Regions from separate parts of the Mus musculus genome. Here region 2 is linked to region 1. Evidence: chromatin contacts called from ENCODE Hi-C data. All regions are on one chromosome and are shown on one strand. Each heading gives the region's core, a stretch centred on a gene start or an enhancer-like site at or near the end of the contact. The rest is flanking DNA. Distances are from core to core; before and after follow the strand shown.

Region 1 (2,632 bases), core at 61-2,560:
TCTTAAGAACTGCTCCAGGACCGTGCCTGCCTACCTGCTGCCATGTTCCTATTCCCATGATGGTTGTGACTCACCCTCTAAAACTGCAAAGCTTCAAATTAAATGTGTTCTTTTATAAACTGTCTTGATCACGGTATCTCTTCACATCAATAGAAAAGTAACTAAGATGTCCTGCTTGTATAATACACTCCCTATTTCAAGATCCTTAATCACAATTGTAAAGCTCCTTTTAGCATATAAAATAACATTCACAGGTTCCAGGTTTGAGACTATGAGCACCTTTGGAAGGAAAAATGTTAATACTGGAACAAGCCTTCAAGATGGCTCCTGTGCCTACATATATTGTTAGAGTCGTCTTCCTTTCTGGCATAATAAATTGTCTCTGACTGGTTTTATTTCTTTGCCCCAATCCTGGAACCAAACTTTAATTTCTTTTTACAAGATCTATGATCCCTTAAGTTATGAACAATATTTAATCCCCCTTTGAAGCTGGGGATGGTAGAGTACATCTCTTATCTATTACAGGGAAGGGATAAACAAGGAAGAAACACAAGTACAACCATACTGGGATACCTAGGCAGTTGCAGGCTAGCCTATGCATAGTGAGACTGCCTTATTAAAATAAACAAACAAAGTGTGCTCATAGCACTCACTGCATCCAGAATGTTTGGATTTCTAGACTCTGATATTGGTGAGGGGTAGAATATATTTATATTTTTGTACTAATGTCTAGTTATTCATTCTTAAGTTGAAAAACTGGAAATATGGAGGCTGGGTTCTAGGAACATACGTTGACAAAATCTTGTTCCATAATAGCTCATGCTTCTTAAATTCTTACTGTATGCCAGGCTCAGTGCCTTTCATGTGATTAATAGCTCAATCTGTTCTTTCAGTATTATGAGGGATGTATTTTACTTCTGTTTTCCAAAGGGCACCCAGACTCTGAGACACCAAGCAACTTGCTGAAGATCACACAGCTCTGTAAGTGGCAACAGCAGACATGGTCTGTCAGTTGCAGGTGTCTATGCTGCTGTGGCTCTGCTCTGGTTCACTGCAGCTTTTAGTGTGGCATTCTGTCTGGGAGTGCATTATCTGCCACTCTTGACACCTATTAGGAAATCTAGGATCATCAGTTCCACCTGAAGTGATGCTGTGGGATAGTGTGTCAGCAGAGGTTGACAGGCCCATCCTTTTCTTCCTTCTCTCTCCCTGTAAAGTAAATGAGCCTCTGTTGTCTATGTCATAGACTAGCTTCCAACCTCACAATAACACAGCTTGCTGTATACCCAGAGTTTCTCTCCAGGACCTTATTTTCTCTGTACTTAAGGGTAAATATGTGTGAGTTGGTTAAAATCCTTCACCACCCTTGACTGATAATGTGCCAAGTCCTCTCAAGACTGATGACCACTGGGACTCATGGTCTGACGTATTCCAGCTGAAAAGGCATAGGAAAGATGCCTGCTTGACTGTAACAGCTATTGGCAAGTATAATTTGGCTGGTTCTTCTAAGAAAGGTATGTTATGATTTGGATCTTAAATGACCCCCAAAACCATGTGCTAAAATCTTGCTTGCCAGCCTGTAGTGTTAACTCCAAATGAAATTTCAGTTCCTCAAACTCCAAAAGGAAATCCAAGTATCCAGAAATGGACTCAACTTGAACTGTAGGAGGATTTCTGGTAGTTGGTAAAAGACAGCATGCCTCAGGAACTTGTGAAGCCAAAGCCAATTCCTCTCTAGTAAAAGAATTATTTTTCCCTATCACTGGCAGGATGTGGTGCCTATTAGCAAACCAAAGTGCATGCTGGCCTCCAGGCTCCCTCAGTATCACAAGTACCTGTTTCAAAGTTCATGGTAGCATCCAAGGTCTTCTTACCTTCTCTCCTACCCTAAACTTCCTTCCATCATTGGCTTCCCCCCCCCCCCCCCCCCAGTTAACCTTCTCCTTATAACCCTGCTAATTTTTATATACTTTCCCTACCTCACTGTGTCCTCCCGTTCCATGCCCTGCTCCTGCTTCTCTCCTTGCCAGGTCCAATCCACTGGCCATGTTCAGTCATCTTTCGATGTCCCCCACCCCCACCCCCACCCCCACTCCCGCCCTGCTCCTGACATTTCTAGATGTCTCTGGCTGTTCTCTCTCTCTCATATCTACAATAAGAGCTTTCCCTTAACCATCCCATGGAACAGTCATGCCGTCAGTTTGTGCATGTAGTATTGCTGGAGGCCGATGGAATACTTAAAATGGATAGGGTCTACGGGAGAAAGGTGCATCAGGAGGGCATGTCCTGAAAGGGAACTGCAGGACTCCGACCGGCAGCTTTCTTCTCATATGTTGCTCCATACCCTGAGGTTTTCTCTGCTTTCCACAGGCCCAAAATCAGTGAAGCCAAGTGATATGACCCAAAACGTATCAAGCCTTGGGCGAAAGTAAACCTTGCCTCTTTAGCTGATTATCTTAGCCATTCTGTAATAGCAACAAAGTTTACTAATACAGAAAATTGGCACCAAGAAGTCAGGCTGATTGCATTGATGACTTGCTCATGTGCTTCAGAAATCTTTGGAATTCAAAGCATTTGGAGAAGCAGGCCTACAATGCTATAAGCAGAACTTGATGGGCAGTTCTGGCAAGGA
Region 2 (2,632 bases), core at 38-2,537, about 38 Mb before region 1:
ATACATACATACATATACATACACACACAAATACACATACATACACACACAAACACACATACACACACATACACATACATACACACACAAACACACACATATACACACATACACACACACAAACACACATATACACATACACACATACACACACACAGAGCAATGTTGTGGGCCATCTCTAAAGTCGCACACATTGAATATAATTCACTGTAAATGACAGGACCCAAGGTGGCCTGTGCCATCAGATTGTGCTCTGTTTATGTGCCCTCATGTGGGAGGACCGGAGGGGCTTGTTCAACTCCTGTTGACGAACAGTGAACCTATAACAAGCTTTTGTGCAAAGAAGAGTCATCCCCTCTATTCTGACTTGATTAGTAAAACACTATTTTCTTCTTATAAATATTTTGAGCAGTTAGCAGTCCCTTAACCATTAACGTTTAAAAACCACTGGGCTGGGATGTAACTCATGGGCAGAGCATTTACTTAGCACACATGAAACCCTTGGTTGGTTCCCAGAATTGCATACAAATGATATTTCCTAACATAGTTATTTATATATGACTTTCATAACTAATAAATGTAAATTTTTGAACATTGTTAAAATATTTTTACATTTATTTATTTGCATGTGTGCATGCATGCACATTCCCATGTGTGTGCACATTCCCACGTGTGTGTATACGTGCATGCTTGCATGTGTGCTTGCCTATGTATGTACTATGGTATACACGTAGAAGAGGTAACTTTTGGCATTGGTACGTGAGTTCTGGGGATCAAACTCAGGCTGTCAGCTTTGACAGAAAGGGCCCTTACCCACTGAGCCATCTTGCTGGCTCCAATTTTTGAACTTTTGACAGATTAAGATCCTTATCTACCAGAGATGGGTGTGGTGGCACACACACCTTTAGTCACAGCACTCTGAAAGCAGACGCACATGGATCTCTCTGGGTGTTTGAGGCCAGCCATGGTCTCTAGAGTGAGTTCTAGCTGAGCCAGAGCTCTACTGTAAGACTCTGTCTGAAAAAACAAACAACAGAACAAACGAAATCTTTATCAATCTTAAGTAAGAAATTCTTAACAACATTTTCCAATCACTTGATTAAGACACTAACAAGTTCAATAGACAAGCAAAAGGCAAGGGACTTAAAAAGCCGCTTGTCCGTGCTTTTACGCCCAGCTCCCTTCCTATACTGTTTTGAGATTCATCTGAGTGTGGCATGTCTCAGTAATTCCGCCTCTCTCTTGTTAAAATTCGCTTCTCTGTTCCTGCTCATAGACTTTGGGCTGGTTCCCAGTCTGAGAAATCTTATAGATCAAACCATTCTCAGCTGGCCAGGCCTTGCTAGGTCCTACGCTGGGATCTTGTTCTTATTCGGTCCCTTGCTAGCAGACGAAGTGTGGGGAAGTAGCAGCCTTTGTCTTGACTGTTTCTGCCTCCTTCTCTCTACAGCTGCAGTGACCTTACAGATTCTAAAAGTGAAAAATGGTTTTCAGGTCGGACCTTCTGCGGTTTCGGGATCTCTGTTGCAGACTGGTTCCAGGTTTGAGAGCTCAGCTCACACTGGGTCTTTAGTTGGGGAGAAAGAACCACTGGGCCACAGCTGGACGCCTAAGAGACTCAAGTCCCACTCTCTTTTATCCACAGGAGTTCTCAGGTCCACTTTCTCATGGATTCTAGCTTGCTCAGAAACAGGGTATCCGGTTAGGCTTCATCTGGTGAGCGGTGCCAAACTCATGGCCCCACACTTGCATGTTAATCCGGCTCATTTGCTTTTTCTTTTATGGTGCTTGGACCACCTAACACAAGCTCTCTGCTGTTGAGCTACGTCTCCAGCCTCTTTTTTTTTTTTTTTTTTTTTTTTTTTTTGGTTTGCTTTTTAAATGAAGCCATACTGCCCCATGAATATTTATTACGGTGAATCGTTTAACTTTTTAGTTTTAGTTTCTGCATTTTGGGCCTTAGGAAAAAGAGAATGCAGCTCTCCTCCCCTCAGGCCCTTTGCCTATTTTGTGGTTTTGGAGCAGTGCATTTGGGTTGGTGATAGTGCACTGCTGGTGTTGACTGACTTCTGGCCCCCTCTCTGCTGTTATTCACTCACAGCTGGTGCTCTTTAGTCTTATCTGCTCTGGGGACAGTTCCTGCATTTTTGGAGTGGTTGCACTAACTTGTGGTTTTCCATGCATGTTCACTTATCGATTATATGGATTGTAAGTGAACTATGCTTTCTAAGCCAACTCATCAGAAGAGACCTAAGCATCCTGATATATTAATAGCTATAATGGTGTTTCGCAATTGCCTTTCTGTGTACTCTATATTTTCTTGTCTTCTGAGTATTAGGATAAGTCCCCTGATAAGATTTATCCAGTTGACTTACAGTTTCTATCTATAGTTTATAAATTGTGCCCACTGGGGATTCATTAGAAATGGAGATCCTGTCTGTCTATTTGTCTGTCTGTCATTGTTGTTGTTGTTTAGTTTTCCAAGGCAGCTGTTTCTCTGTGTGTCCCTGCCTGACCTGAAAGCTTGCTTTGTAGATCACACTGGCCTCAAACTCATAGAGATCTGCCTGCCTTTGCCTCCCGAGTGCTGGGACTAAAGGCACACACCACCACGCCCAGCCAGAAATACAGA

The links. A loop is a pair of places that touch in the nucleus more often than their neighbours do.
Region 2: a loop to region 1 is called in a map of T-helper 1 cell, with 51 times the contacts of the local background. The contact joins the enhancer-like site here to the promoter of Dydc2 in region 1. A Hi-C loop is called at or near these places in 4 of 37 maps with a recorded cell type or tissue (T-helper 1 cell, T-helper 17 cell and regulatory T cell).

What each region holds. Positions count from the first base shown.
Region 1 is chr14:41,067,886-41,070,517 of GRCm38, reverse strand. Dydc2 (DPY30 domain containing 2) reads left to right here and starts at 1,310. Exons shown (of 4, transcript NM_027717.2): 1 at 1,310-1,514.
Region 2 is chr14:79,313,093-79,315,724 of GRCm38, reverse strand. No RefSeq gene overlaps it. Among named protein-coding and RNA genes, the nearest start is that of Rgcc, 13 kb to the right of the region's middle. Within about 2 kb of position 1,287, at least 1 of the 3 ENCODE cell types and tissues checked has a DNase peak (open chromatin) inside an H3K27ac peak, as active enhancers do.